2 separate regions of the Homo sapiens genome follow, and region 2 is linked to region 1. Evidence: read pairs that join two places in POLR2A ChIA-PET (ENCODE). Cell type or tissue: Panc1. All regions are shown on one strand. Links, peaks and the distances in the headings refer to the core of each region. The heading gives the core; the rest is flanking DNA.

Evidence for each region. ChIA-PET counts read pairs that join two places held together with the same protein. Peaks named below come from ENCODE experiments on the same cell type or tissue, not always from the same donor. Only the 100,000 strongest peaks of a DNase experiment are listed, where the experiment ranks them.
Region 2: POLR2A ChIA-PET joins it to region 1 with 5 read pairs; 2 of 35 experiments call an interaction of 5 or more read pairs at or near these places.

The regions. Positions count from the first base shown.
Region 1 is chr5:154,194,384-154,202,103 of GRCh38, reverse strand. The region is part of intron 1 of GALNT10 (polypeptide N-acetylgalactosaminyltransferase 10); the gene reads right to left. Among named protein-coding and RNA genes, the nearest start is that of GALNT10, 7.5 kb to the right of the region's middle. In Panc1, for the core only: a CTCF peak has its summit at 4,614 (motif pointing right); DNase peaks (open chromatin) are centred at 3,063 and 3,769; H3K27ac peaks cover 364 bases.
Region 2 is chr5:154,629,413-154,637,779 of GRCh38, reverse strand. No RefSeq gene overlaps it. Among named protein-coding and RNA genes, the nearest start is that of MIR3141, 38 kb to the right of the region's middle. In Panc1, for the core only: a CTCF peak has its summit at 5,574; no DNase peak of the experiment used is centred there.

The DNA.
Region 1 (7,720 bases), core at 2,490-4,989:
GAGCATGTACCATTTCTGCTGGGAAACCTGTCTTCACTCTCATTTAATGGATCCTAACACTTCCCCAATAATAGGAAGATACATTCTGGGGTTTCCCGACATGCCAGGAAGCACAGGCAGAAAACAAGGTGGATTCTGTACCTACATCATTTCTTTTTTTTTTTTTCTTTTCCTCGAGACGGAATCTTGCTCTGTCACCCAGGCTGGAGTGCAGTGGTGCGATCTCAGCTCACTGCAACCTCCGCCTCCCAGCTTCAAATGATTCTCCTACCTCAGCCTGCTGAGGAGCTGGGATTACAGGAGTGCGCCACTACACCCGGCTAATTTTTGTATTTTTAGTAGAGACGGGGTTTTACCATGTTGGCCAGGCTGGTCTCAAACTCCTGATCTCGTCATCTGCCCATGTTGGTCTCCCAAAGTGCTGGGATTACAGGTGAGAGCCACCACGCCTGGCCTGTACCTACATCATTTCTAACAAATCTAGAGCAGCCCCTGACATGGCTAAAAACAACAACAACAACAACAACAAAACTTTATTAGACAGGGTAGACCTGAAATTCAGATACCTAGAAATGGACAGAAGCAAGGCAAATGGTTTCTTGAGCTGAGATAGAGCAAGAATCATCTAAATATAAACATAAGTGAGTCTGTCAGAGCCTAAGGTTTATATACTTACACTTCCAAGTAATTATTTTTTTTTCTCTGAAAAGTACATTAGTCTTAGAGACAGAAGGATTAGCATCAACTTATTGGCTTTGGTACTAGTCGTGTCACTTATGCTCTTTGAACCTCAGTTTTTGCATCTGTGAAGTGGGGACCGTAAGCCCTGCCCTGCCTCCACCGTGATACTGGTGGAGGCAGAACTGGGAAAAGCCTATGGGAATTTGCATATCATAAAGGAGGGCTCCCAAAGTCGAATGTCTCCTGCAGCCTGGCCAGTTGTGTGAAAGGGTGAAGTGCCCAGGTTTGAGACCACTAAGTGCAGCAGGGGTGGTGGCCAACTGGAGAGCTAGGGTCTGTCTAGAGGAGACAGCTGTTCCCACATCCAGCAAATTCTTACAAAACTTGAACCTGAACTCAGCAGCTGAACTTTGATTAAAAAACAAAAAAACAAAAACAAAAACAAAAAAAACAGAAATTAGTATAGAATTGTTTTAAAATAGGAAATATTCTCATGGTTAGGTACTGGTAACATATGAACATTTAAAAATTAAAAAACCCAACTATCTATGGGCCATCACTGTTCAAGGCACACAAAACGTATCTCTGGGCTGCATCTGGCCCACAGGCCACCAGTTTGCAACTTCCATTAAAGTATACAGGTAAGGTGATTAAAAATACATAAAGGTCAAAGAAATTAATAAAAGAAGCTCTCTGAATGAAATAGCCATTAAAGTTTATTATTAATAAAATAACCACAAATCCAAATGACAGATCCTGGCTCTCCAAGAACAGAATTACTAACTTTTCACTGAAGTTAGGTACCAAATTTAGAAACTGGTTATTTCACAAATAGGCACACACACACACATACACATTTTAACTCTCAGCAGCTGACTCTGATCAATACTCAGGAGGAAACATGCAAAAAATAACAGTTTTCAGTTGAGAACATACAATGTGCTTTAGCAGCAGGACGTAATTTTCACACACACACCCCTGCCAGATGTTTCCAACCTGTTCCCTCGAAGAAACCCCCTTCCCTCCAGGAGCCCCTGTCGGCCCCTCTGCTCAGCAGCCCGCCTCTCAGAGGAGGCTGACATTTGTAACTCACAAGGGAGACCTACACAAACACACACACACAGAACCCTGGCGAACTGGGCTCGTGAGAGGCTGCCCGAGTGCAGCATCCAGGCGGCACATGGGACTTGCTATAATCCCTGCCCTGGCACGGCTGCCTGGGTATTCAGCTGAAAGAGCTTTCTGGAGCCAACAACAAGAACCAGGCTCATGGGGGTCTCAGTGATAACCTCCCACTGAGGCCTCCGCAAGTCCCTGTGAGCAGGGGCAGACCCACAGACTCGCCCCAGACCATCCAGTCAGTGGCTGGCGCAGATACCGGAAGGAAGCATCCCAGCTGGATTGGAATCCTGTTTCCATCACTTCCTAGCTGCGTGGCCCTGGATATGTTACCTGACCTCTCTGTACCTCAATCCTCACAACTGTTATTTAATTTCATCTAATCATCACCATGACACTAGGAAGTAGTGATGACTTTGCTCATTTTAGGAGAAGGAGCAGGAAGCCCCAGAGGTCAGGCACAGAGCCAGCAAGTGGCAGAGCTGGGCCTGAGGATCAGGTCACATTGGTTCCCAACTCCACACTCTCTCCTCTGCTCTCTCCAGTACAAGGGAGAGGTTTACAGGGTCTCCACAATACTAACCCTTCCCAAGAGACCCCCTAGTTCAGCCCAACACCCACGTAGAGGCACCTACCTCATCCTTGCCCATGGCAGGAAGGCAGAGCACGCATCCTGGAAGAGCAGCAGACTGTGGGCATCAAAGGAAAATAAAGCTCTACCGCCCCAGCCAATCCTCGCAGCCCACAGGAGAGGGATTCCAAAGTGCACCTCCCATCCCTGTCCTGAACTGGAGCCTGATCTGCTTGCATCAGATACAGTGCCACTGCTAAAAGTACCACAGAGCTCCCCTGTGGGTGCTGATTGACAACTTGGGAAGCTGCAGATAAACACACTTCCCAGGAACAGAAGTTCAAGGGCGGGTCCTGAAGCACTCCTGGGGAGAATGGAGTGGGTCCCTGGGGAAAGAGAGGTCTGTCTCCTGTCAGGTGGGTGGAGAGGAGTTCCCTGTTGGACCCTCAGTAGGATTTGTTAAATATGTGATCCTTGGCCAAGCCCAAACCAGCCCCTTCATGCTCTTTGGGCATGGATCCTGGTGTCACCATCCTTAACAGGCTCCCTAGGGATTGTGAAGCACCCTGAAGTTCAAGAAGAACCATTCCTAAGGCTAAGCTTCCAGCATGCAGCCAGCAGTTACTGAGTACCAACCATATGATTCACTTACTCACTCACCCCCTCAGCCATTCAGCAAATATTTTAGGCAAACAAGAGTGACCAAGAGAGAGGTTAGTTCCTGCCTTTAGGAAGCAGACAGTCTGGACAGATTAAAAACAATTACAGCATTGCGTGACAGATTTATATACAGGTCTCCGGGCCCTGGTTGGGAAGAATGCTAACCTAGGCTGCCCTGGCAGGAGTTAGTCAGGTCTAGGGGCAAGGCTGCAGGGAAGAAGGATGTTAGAAATCTTCTAGAGGGCCTCTGATCTAAGTAGGCAGATGAGAAAATCAAGGCTCAGAGGAGCTAAGACCCTTGAGTGACCCCTGGGGGCTGGAGTAACCAAAGAACACTTCCTGGAGGCAGCAGGCTATGAGCTGAATCTAGAAGGATACAGAGGGTCTGGGTTGTCCCAGGGTGGGAGTTGAGAAGGCATCCCCAACAATTGCTTCGCATTCCGAAGTTTCAGGAAGAGGGGTACCAAGAGCAGCCTCTGCATGCACAATTTCCTTCCCACCTCCAATAATCAGAGACTGCACCCACCTGGCTTCTTCCAGTTCTTCTGAACCCTGTGCTGTTAAGCCAACCACTTATCTTCGAATTGCTCACCTTCTAGACAAAGACAATGTTATGCAGCCCTCCCTACCTCCGCCAAAGGGAAGCCACAGAGAATTGAGTCCCTGCCATAGGCGAGGCACTTCACAAAGGCAGCGGCATCACCATGTTTACCAAGCACTTGTTCTGTACCAAGCATTGTGTTTGGGGTTTTACCCACAGTGACTCACTGAACCCTCAAGAGAACTCTCTGCCACAGTTAACATTACTACCATTTTACAGACCAAGAATTCCAGGCACACAGGTCAAGCTTGCCCAAGCCTCGGGTTTTGAATCAGGCAGTGTAGCTCCAAAGCTAGAGCACTATACGCAGCCCCACATGCCTCAAACCAAGAGGAACGGAGACAGGAGGAGGCTGAGGTAGAGGTTTCTCTTCCAGCACACACCACCACCACATGACCTTATGTGCTCCACTTCAGCTACTGAAGAGGCTGTCTTAGGGCAATGGTCCCTCTCACCTGCTCAGATGTCCAGGCTTGCAGGAAGGGCTTAACGGGCAGGGGTGGAAGACAGGTCCTTTGTCCTGCTCAGATATGGAGGAAGTATGGTGGTTAAGGACTCAGCACTAGGTCAGAGTTCAAATACCAGCTCCACCACTACAGGCTGTGCATCCTTGGGCAAGCACCTGCCCCTCTTCGAGCTTCAGTTCCCTCCTTCTTTCCTACCTGGTTACAACAATATTTAACAGATGTACAGGTAAAGGACCTAGCAGAGTAAGTGCTAAATAAATGGTAACTGCTATTACTACTATTAACATTATCAACCTCATTATCAGCCATATCATCATCATTCTTTGGATCAGTATCATTTTATGCTGTGGCTTTCATCACCTGAGAAAACTGAAGACAATTTAACATCTGAAGCTCAGCATTCTCTTAAAGCCATAGGGAAGGAAAAAAATAGGCCTGCTTTTTTCTTTTCTCTCCTATCTACACTCAGCAGAGGGCAGCAAACAGGAACCATTCAAAGATAAGAGGGAGAGAAGAGAGACACATGGAGAGAAAGCTACACACGCATAAATACACACCCACCCACCACAGCAAGCAGAATTGTTTAGCTTCCTCTAGCTTCCAAAGTATGAACACTCCACCTCCTCCAGCTAAGAGGGCCAGGCAGAAAAAACGTGGAAGCTGCAGAGACAGAAGTTCTTTTTCAGCTTGAGAGAAATTTTCAATGAATTGACTTTTAGTGTGTATGGGGGCAGGGGAGACAGTTCTCGGGACGTCTGTGAGGGGAAAGGAAGGCAGCGGCAGAACGGGTAAGTAAGATTCAATAAAGACAGCTTTCAATTGCTCTTTATCTCCACCCTCCACTGTGTGTTGGCAAGCATTTGCACCCAAGCCGTCCTCAGCAACAAACTGAGGTCCACACAGCTAATCATCTCAGCCAAGGGGTGGCAGTGCTGGAATGAGAACACAGACCTCCAGACTGCAGGTTCGGTGCCCAAAAATGGGTCCAGGGTGGCAAAGGGGTTTTCTCTCCAGGACCAAATCTCATCCCCAAGGAGTGATTACTGCCTGGAACACTGTGTCAGCAGGACTCTGGAGTGGATATTTGTGGGCTTCTTCTCTAGATATCTTTCTCCTCTTCCCAAAAGCAGCACCCAGAGTCTTCTCTGGGGAACTGCTCTTCTTAGATCTGGGTAACCTGACTCCACTCCTAGCTCTAGGGTACGTTAAGTCAATCAATACAGCTTCTCCTCCTGAAATCTGCGAATGGTTCAGACAGCACATTAGATCCAAAGTAGACCGGTAAGACCTAAGATCTTGCTAGAGCTTATAGAAAAGATGTTCTCTGTCTTTTGTAGAAGCTACCAGAGGAGACAGACCCTCTCCTCTAGGATCTAGGTGTGGATCTGAGGTCTGAAAGAGCTATTACCATTTTTTGCTGCCATGGAGCCTCAAAACAGAACAAAGCCAACACACAGAGAAAGTCAGAACCAACAGAAACCAGAGGAAAGGAGACCGAGCCCTGACAATGCCACAAACCTCTAGATCACACCATACCTGAAGCCAACTACAGTCACAGGAGCCAATATATTCCCTTACTCATTTCAGCCCACATGGCTCAATTTGTTTTGTTACTTGCAACTGATAGAGAATCTGAGGTGGTTCTTAGGCTCAAGTTCTCTCTGTCTGTCAGGGATAGCAGTAATGGTGCCATGTACTTCCCAGCCTTTAATTCCTCTACTCTTGTCCCTTTGCCACCTTAAATTTTAATCCATTTTAGTTGCTTTTAAAACTATAAAATGAGGCTGGGTATGGTGGCTCACGCCTGTAATCCCAGCACTTTGGGAGGCTGAGGTGGGCAGATCACCTGAGGTCGGGAGTTCGAGACCAGCCTGACCCACACGGAAAAACCCCATCTCTACTAAAAATACAAAATTAGCCAGGCTTGGTGGCGCATGCCTATAATCCCAGCTACTTGGGAAGGCTGAGGCAGGAGAATCACTTGAACCTGGGAGGTGGAGGTTGCGATGGGCCGAGATCACGCCATTGCACTCCAGCCTGGGCAACAAGAGCAAAACTCCGTTTCAAAAAAAAACAAAAACAAAAACAAAACACTATAAAATGTTGGAAAGAAAATGTACAAAAATAGATCTACAAAAAAATAGCCAGATAGGTTCCAGCAGATAATTGGTCTCATTAAGCAGTGGCCTCCAAAATTTGGGGTGATAATCTTGGCTCCTGAAAGAAATAATGGTAGAGAAGGATCAAATATTAGTATATGGAGGGAAAAAATTTCTCATGGTGAAATAGAACAAGAACTTGGAGAATGGATTCTGATCTGCGTTCCTCCCTATGGGAACTTGTTTAATTTGTTTCCCTTTTTCTCGGCCTCAGTTTTCATACCTACAAATTGAGGAGATTGGACTAGATGACTTCTGCAGCCCCCTGCCTGCTCTGATATATTTCAATCATTCAGCAAACACATCCTGTCTTCCAAGAGCCAAATCTTGTGCTTTGTGCTAGAGGAGGATGTGTTCCTACCTTAAGACATTTCCAGCAGGGAGGCCATGATACACTTCTTGCTGCGGGAATTCAGGTGTATATGCGCTACCTCCTTTCCCCACTCCACTGCGCATGAGGAGAAAGGTTCTCTGGAGAAACAAGACTCTTATTCAAGGCCTTCCCTTACCAGTTCTGACACATATATGGGATGCAGAGGGTCAGATATATGTAAAACACGAAACCTCTGCAAACACCGTCAGGAGCATTTAGCTGCCATGGGGCTTACTTGTAGCTGCCAGGTTTGCCTCAAGGTGCTTTTGATTCAGTGAGGAGATCCTGATGCCATCTCTGTGTAAGAGCTGACTGTGGACAAGGTACAATTAGCAAGCTAGATGGTTATCTTTTAAATGGGCTTTTGCTTTTCATTCCTGATTCCGTTATCTGTTACCGTGTCACTGGAACCAACAGATCAAAGGCTGAACATCCTTAGACTACAGCCTGAGAAAAGACATTCAAATATGAACATACCCTTAAGTTGTGGCCTCATTACAAGTTAGATACAGAGGCCTGTTTAAATATACTATCACTATTCAGATGTGTTTCCAAGCATACTCACAGAACCTCAGGATGTAAGAGTTGGAAAAGCCCTAACACAGTATCTATTCCCTACATTGCTAATGAGTTTCCATATGTCGTTAACTCTACTTGAGTAGCCCTGCTGAGAAACAGTCTGAGCCCAAGTCTGGTATTAGTAATGAAAAGGTTGATTAGCAATGTCTGCCCTGGCCATGGGAGGGGAAGCATCGTTACAATATGCATTTGCCTTTTCCCTTCTGAATCTAAGCCTCACTTAGCAGATGAGGAATCCAAGGCCCAGAGAGGTTAAACCTCTTTCCTGAGGACACACAGTGAGTTTAGGGCAGGAGAAAGGACTAAAAGCCAGGTCTCTGTTCCCAGGCCTTCCTCAGCTGGACTCCTTGGTAGACAGCAAGCCAAGAATGACAGAAAGAATGTAGGGAGCCGGATTTGTTCTGGCAAATCAACAACCCTTCCCTAGTGGCATCAGATTTCACCTGGGCATGCAGACAGAGGAGTGATTAGCAAGCTAAAGGATACTAGCCCTTCTGTGGAAAATTAAGG
Region 2 (8,367 bases), core at 3,713-6,212, 430 kb before region 1:
TTTGATTGGCAGCACCATATTCTGCTAGTGAGGGCAAAAGAGGGTGTGTGGATCCCTGTGTCCACGGACCGACCATGGGAGGCTTCCCCATCTGTCCATATTTTAATAGAAGTATTAAAAGGAGTTCTAACTAGATCCAAAAGATTCATTTTTACTTCAATTGCAGTGATTATGGATCTTATTGCAATCACAGCTACTGCTGTGGCTGCTGGAATTGCTTTACACTGCTCTGTTCAAGCTGCAAAATATGTAAATAATTGGCAAAAGAATTCCTCAAAATTGTGAAATTCTCAGACTCAAATAGATCAAAAATTGGCAAGCCAAATTAATGATCTTAGACAACTGTCATTTGGATGGGAGATAGGCTCATGAGCCTGAAATATCTTTTTCAGTTACAGTGTGACTGGAATACATCAGATTTTTGTATTACACCTCGAGCCTATAATAAATCTGAACATCACTGGGACACGGTTAGATGCCATTTACAAAAAAGAGAAGATAATCTTACTTTAAATATTTCAAAATTAAAAGAACAAATTTTTGAGGCATCAAAAGCCCAGTTAAATCTGGTGCCAGAAACTGAGGCAATGGTAAAAGCTGTTGATAGCCTCACAAATCTTAACCCTGTCACTTGGGTTAAAACCACTGAAAATTCCACTATTGCAAATTTTGTATTAATCCTTGTATGTCTGTTCTCTCTGTTGTTAGTCTACAGGTGTATCCAGCAGCTTCGGAGACACAGCGACCGGCGAGAACGGGACATGATGATGATGGCGGTTTTGTCAAAAAGAAAAGGGGGATATGTAGGGAAAAGAAAGTGAGATCAGACTGTTACTGTATCTATGTAGAAAGGGAAGACGTAAGAGATTCCATTTTGACCTACACCTTAAACAATTGCTTTGCTGAGATGTTGTTAATTTGTAACATTGCCCCAGCCACTTTGCCCCAGCCATTTTGCCCCAACCTTGAGCTCACAAAAACATGTCTTGCATGAAATCAAGGTTTAAGGGATCTAGGGCTGTGCAGGATGTGCCTTGTTAACAAAATGTTTACAGGCAGTATGCTTGGTAAAAGTCATCGCCATTCTCTAGTCTCAATAAACCAGGGGCACAATGCACTGTGAAAAGCCACAGGGACCTCTGCCCTGAAAAGCTGGGTATGGTCCAATGTTTCTCCCCATGTGATAGTCTGAAATATAGCCTCGTGGGATGAGAAAGACCTGACCGTCCCCCAGCCCGACACCCGTAAAAGGTCTGTGCTGAGGTGGATTAGTAAAAGAGGAAAGCCTCTTGCACTTGAGATGGACGAAGGCCACTGTCTCCTGCCTGCCCCTGCGAACCGAATGTCTCGGTATAAAACCCGATTGTACATTTGTTCAATTCTGAGATGGGAGAAAAACCACCCTATGGCGGGAGGCGAGACATGTTGGCAGCAATGCTGCCTTGTTATTCTTTACTCCACTGAGATGTTTGGGCAGAGAGAAACATAAATCTGGCCTACGTGCACATCCAGGCATAGTACCTCCCCTTAAATTTAATTATGACATAGATTCTTTTGCTCACATGTTTTTTTTGCTGACGTTCTCCTTATTATCACCCTGCTCTCCTACCGCATTCCTTTGACTAAAATAATAAAAATAATAATCAATAAAAACTGAGGGAACTCAGAGACCGGTGCCGGTGCAGGTCCCCCGTATGCTGAGTGCCGGTTTCCTGGGCCCACTGTTGTTTCTCTATACTTTGCCTCTGTGTCTTATTTCTTTTCTCAGTCTCTTGTCCCACCTGGTGCGATATACCCGCATGTGTGGAGGGGCAGGCCACCCCTTCAATTACTGAGCTATTTTACCTCCTTTTTTTGGAACCAAATCTTTGAAATCTGGTTTGTATTTTGTACTTACAACACACCTCAATTGGACACTAAATTTTCACTAGAAACACTTGATCAGTATTTATATGATAAAAGTTACATTTGAAAAATAGCTTACATACCCTAGTTGTTCCAAGCATACTTAAAAGTTTTCCAATAACTGAATCAAATATAAGTTTGTAAATTTAAATTTAAATTAAATAAAGTTTAACATTCAGTTCCTTGGTTGTACTGCCACATTTCAAATGCTCAATAGCCACATGTGGCTATGATATTGGACAGCACACACGTAGAATATTTCTATTATTGCAGAAGTTTCTATTTGTTTTAGCATACTCCCTCATTTCCATCATTCCCTGTGTAAATTAGTATCAAGAGAGAATTATTGGATAAAAAAAGGAAGGTGGTTTTCAGAATACTGAAAGTTGATTTTAAAGAGTAAGATAAAAGTGAGAATAGTGTATTTACAATCATATTTCATAACTTATAAGGATACCCATGCATGTCAGGAAAAAACAGGATTCTCACTATTATTGCTTCTACCCAACATTATATTGGAGGTCTTAGCTAATGTAATAAAACAAGAAAAAGAAAAAAAGTGTAAATCTTTGAAAGGAAGATAGAAAACTCTATTTGTCAATGATAGGATCAGAGGTCTTAAAAACAGAAGAGAATTAATGACACAAACCTTTAAAACCAATTAGAGATTTCAGCAAGAGCTAAGCTATGAGCTCAACATGGAAAAAACCAATAGCTTTGTTGAAATCCAGCAATAATAATTAATCATAGCCCAGGTACAGTGGTTCATGCCTATAATCCCAACATTTTGGGAAGCCAAGGCAAGAGGATCACTTGAGGCCAGGAGTTTGAGACCAGCCTTGGCAACATAGCAAGACCTTGTCTCTAATTAAAAAAAAAAAAAATCAATCATAAACATATAGTAGGGGGAAAAAATATTGGCAAAAGCAAAGCAAAACCAAACATACAACATCTAGAAATACTCCAACCAAAAAACATCTTTCTGAAGGCATTTATGAAACTTTACTGAAAAAGTTAATTAAAGATCTGAATAGGCCAGGTATGGTGGCTCACATCTGTAATCCCAGCACTTTGGGAGGCCGAGGCAGGCAGATCACCTGACGTTGGGAGTTTGAGACCAGCCTGACCAACATGGAGAAACCCCGTCTCTGCTAAAAATACAAAAAAATTACGTGGTGTGGTGGTGCATGCCTGTAATCCCAGCTACTCCGGAGGCTGAGGCAGGAGAATTACTTGAATCTGGGAGGCAGAGGTTGCGGCGAGCCGAGATCGAGCCATTACACTCTAGCCTGGGCAACAAGAGTGAAACTCCATCTCAAAAAAGAAAAAAAAAAAAGATCTGAGGCTGGGTGTGGTAGCTCACACCTATAATCCCAGCACTTTGGGAGGCCGAGGCAGGCAGATCAAGAGGTTAGGAGTTCGAGACCAGCCTGACCAACATGGGGAAACTCCATCTCTACTAAATACAAAAAAAAAAAAAAAAAAATAGCCGGGCATGGTGGCACACGCCTATAATCCCAGCTACTTAGGAGGCTGAGGCAGGCGAATGATTTGAACCCATAGGCAGAGGCTGCAGTGAGCCAAGGTTGCACCACTGCACTCCAACCTGGGCGACAGAGCGAGACTGTCTCAAAAAAAAAAAAAAGATCCTAATCATGGCAAGATATATCATGATCATGAGCAAAAGATGTCAGTTCTTGGCTGGGCGTGGTGGCTTACGCCTATAATCCCAACACTTTGGGAAGCTGAGGTGGATGGATCACCTCAGGTCAGGAGTTTGAAACCAGAGCAGCCAACATGGTGAAACTCTACCTCTAATAAAAATAAAAAAATTAGCCAGGTGTGGTGGCACACACCTGTAATCCCAGCTACTCAGGAGGCTGAGGCAGGAGAATCACTTGAGCCTGGGAGGCGGAGGTTGCAGTGAGCTGAGATTGCGTCATTGCACTCCAGCCTGGGCGACAAGATGCAAACTCCGTCTCAAAAAGAAAAAAAAAAGATGTCAGTTCTCCTCAGTTTAATCTGTAAGTACAAAGCAATCCAATCAAACATCACCAAAATCTTTTGCAAAATTTAATACACTTATTCTAGAGTCACATGGGAGAGCAAAGGATAGGAAATTTATGAAACTAGAAGACCTAGGAGGAGCACTTCTATCAAATAACAAGACTTAGTATAAAGGCTTATTTTATATAATTAAGAGAATATTGTGTCAGAAATACATATTAGGAAAGAGCAAGGCGGGCCAGGTGTGGTGGCTCATGCCTGTAATCCCAGCACTTTGGGAGGCGAGGTAGGAGGATCACTTGAGGCCAGGAGATCCAGACCAGCCTGGCCAACATAGTGAAGCCCCGTCTCTACTAAAAATACATCAATTAGCTGGGCATGGTGGTTCACACCTGCAATCTCAGCTACTTGGGTAGCTGAGGCATGAGAATCACTTAACTTGAACCTGGGAGATGGAGGTTGCAGTGAGCCGAGGTCACGCCACTGTGCATCAGCCTGGGAGACAGATCAAGACCCCGTCTCAAAACAAACAAACAAACAAAAAACAAGAAACAAAAAACAAACAAACAAAAAGAAGGCATAAAGAAAACCTATGTTTCTATTTCACCACTTAGGTTATAGAAGAAACACAAACTAAAATGAGATAGCTGGCCGGGCGTGGTGGCTCACGCCTGTAATTCCAGCACTCTGAGAGGCCAAGGCAGGCAGATCACCTGAGGTTGGCAGTTCAAGACCAGCCCGACCAACATGGTGAAACCCTGTCTCTACTAAAAATACAAAATTAGCCGGGTATGGTGGCACATGCCTGTAATCCCAGCTACTTGGGAGGCTGAGGCAGGAGAATCACTTGAACCTGGGATGTGGAGGTTGCGGTGAGCTGAGATCATGCCGTTGCTCTCCAGCCTGGGCAATAAAAGGGAAACTCCATCTCAAAAAAAAAAAAAAAGATAACTTTTTATACCTAGCAGACTGGCAGAAATTAAAAACGACCATTCTGGCTGGACATGGTAGACCACACATGTAATCCTAGCACTTTGGGAGGCCAAGGTAGGAGGACTGTTTGAGCTCAGGAGTGAGACCAGCTTGGGCAACATAGTGAGACCCCATCTCTATTCTTAAAAAAAAAAAAAAAAGAAGAAGAAAAATGACAATTCCAAGTGTTTGTGAGTGAGTGGAAAAATAGATGCTCCATACATTGCTTGGAGGGAGGTGTAGGGAGTGGGAATGAGTAAAACTTGCCTGGGCAGCAATTTAGCAATATGTATCAAAATTTAATGTGCTATGGCACCTGGAGGTTGTCACCTCTTCAACCTAAAGGTTGCCCTTTGAGAACTTATCCTTGTGTAATGAAAGATGCTCATTACAATATTGTTTATAAGAAAATATTGGAAGCTGCTTAAACATCCATCAATAAAAGATTGGTTAGCCAGGTGTGGTGGCTCATGCCTGTAATCCCAGCACTTTGGGAGGCTAGGAGGGAAAGAGGGAGGGAGAAGGGAAAGAAGGAAGGAGGGAGGGAGGAGGGAAGGAAGAAGGAGGGAGGGAGGGAGGAGAAAGAAGGAAGGAAGGAAGAAAGGAAGGAAGGAGGGAAGGGAGGGAGGGAGGAAGGATGGAGGGAAGGGAGGGAGGGAGGAAGGATGGAGGGAGGGAGAGAAGAGAGGGAAGGAAGAAAGGAAGGAAGGGAGGGAGGGAAGGAGAAAAAGAAAGACAAGTAATAAAGCAAGGTTTAAGAAAGGGAGGGAGGAAGAGCGGGAGGGAGGGAGGGAAAAGGAAAATAAAGGTATCTTAACTTCCTCCTTTAAAATGTTTTAAAGCTCCCTCGATGTCCACTAGGAGGAGACAAAGAAACGAGACTAGAAGAGTCAAAATGCGCTTTATTCTTTATTGCTGGGTGGCTCATCAATGACGCCATGGCCTTCCTGAAGTCCCATCACCTTCTCCTCCTCCTCCCGCCACGTCAGCATTTTTTTTTTTTATTTTTTTGAGACGGAGTCTCTCTCTGTCACCCAGACTGGAGTGCAGTGGCATGATCTCAGCTCACTGCAACCTCCGCCTCCCGGGTTCAAGCGATTCTCCTGCCTCAGCCTCCGGAGTAGCTGGGATCACAGGCACCCACCACCACACCCGGCTGATTTTGTATTTTTAAAGTAGAAATAGGGTTTCACCATGTTGGCCAGGCTGGTCTCGAACTCCCAACCTCAGGTTATCCACCCTACTCGGCCTCCCAAAGTTCTGGGATTATAGGCGTGAGCAACCGCGCCTGGCCCACGCCAGCTTTTAACACGCGCGTCTGTTTCGCAAGGGGCCGCGAGCCTTCCAGGGGCGCTCTCCTGCAATGCCCAGACTCCAGGCGCCGGGAACGGCCGCAGGACCTTGGCAGCTGCGTGGTCCAAGGCGGCTCGTGGTGGTGCTAGGGCTCCTACAGGTGCCCAACCTCCAGGAGCGCGACCTCTGTCTCCGCGGCACTTGGTTCCTGCCTCGGTGTCCACCGCCCCAACCTGATGGGAGCTGTCAGCGCCCAGCTCACGCCTGCCTGCGCAGGTGGCGCCAGCCGGAGGCAGCTATGAGGTCGCTGGTGGTCTTGATGTCTCAAACACACCGGCTGGGAGAAATCCCCCCACTCTCCCGGGTTCCCCAAAGTGGATCTGCTGGGACAGGGGAGATACTGACTTCCACCCACCAAGCATGGCTGAGCACTCCATAGGTGAAGTCTGTGAAGTCCGGTCAAGACAACAAGTTTGTCAGTCAACACGCATTTAACCTCTACATGTCTCACCTGTCCAGCCCCAAGTGAGTTCTGTGCGTGTCTGTTGGGCAAAGGGGAATACAAAGCAAGCTCAGACTCCACCTCGGTCCTCTAGTGGCTTCTGGTCCTTGACAGTTATTTTGTTGTTGCTTGTTTTTTTTTTTTGAGACAGGGTCTTGGTCTGTTATCCAGGTTGGAATGCAGTGGCATGATTACAGGTCACCGCAGCTAATTTAAAAAAAAATTTTTTTTTTTTTTTGTAGAGATGGTGTCTCCCTATGTTCACCAGGCTGGTCTTGAACTCCTGGGCTCCTTTGATCCTCCTGCCTCAGTCTCCCAAATTGCTGGGATGATGGGTGTGAGCCACTGTGCCTGTCCTCTCAACAGCTTTTTATATTATGACCATTTGTCCCCTGCACTCTGACCACCCTCCATGCTAGAACATCTGCTCTTCTCAGAAATGGAGCTGGTATCTGTGTTTCACTGCCCTCTGATCCCAGGCCTGGCTGGCCCTAATCCCAGCGTCCCTCAGGATGTGAACAGAGCAGCAGCAAGCCAAGAACAGACACATGGTGAGGTTTCCTGGGAGAATGGGAAGAGCATTAGGCAGGGGCCTGTAGGCTGTGTTCTGACTCCAGCTCGGCTGTTATTTGCGGTGTAACCTTGCTTTGGTCTTAACCGTCTCTGGACTTCTGTCTCCTCCTCCCTCAAGCTCTTGCACTCCCAAGTCACCTTTCACCCAGATGATCACTTCTGGAAGCACCTTCAGTTCCTCCTCGGAATTGGTGTTCCTCCTGGTGAATGGGCCAAGCCGACCAGGACTGGCTCCTTGTCCCAGTGGACATATGTCCACGGAGAAGTAGTACCTAGCATCCGGGTACTACTTCTCACTCAATTCTTCAGTTCTCAGCTTAAACTAACTTTTAAAATTAGAGGCCAACTTTTTTTTTTTTTTTTGAGAGTCTTGCTCTGTCACCCAGGCTGGAGTGCAGTGGCATAATCTCAGCTCACTGCAATCTCGGCTCACTGTAACCTTAAGTTCAAGCGATTCTCCTGCCTCAGCCTCCTGAGTAGCTGAGATTGCAGGCACCCGCCACCACGCCTGGCTAATTTTTGTATTTTAGTAGAGTTGGGGTTTCACATGTTGGCCAGGCTGGTCTCGAATTCCTGACCTCAAGTGATCTGCCCACCTTGGCCTCCCAAAGTGCTGGGATTACAGGCGTGAGCCACTGCACCCGGCCTTAGAGGCCAACATTTAAAAATCAGAACAGTCATATACAAATTCTGAGCTGCTTTCGTAAAATCAGAAGCTCCAACCCATTTGGCCTGACTTCTTTGGCACAGGGCTAAGGGGCAATTGCCCTCTGCAGATGGAGACTCTGGCCCTGGTTCACTGCAGGCCCCACCTAGACGCTCACCCACATGAGCTGCCTGGCCCTGTGAACACTGTGGCCCCTGGCCAGGGGAGACTTCTCAGGCCAGGTGCAGTATCTCTATCTCCAGGGCCTGAACCTGGGACTGAAACATGGTAGTAACTCAGTAAACACTGGTTGAATCAATGAATGAATAAACACACGTATGTGACATTAAATCTAAATATACGTCTTTCATTCTGGCATTCAAAGCCCTCCTTGATTCTGTCCAAAACTGCCAATCACTACGATAGTGACAATAATGGTGAATACAGTAATAGTACACCACGTATGACT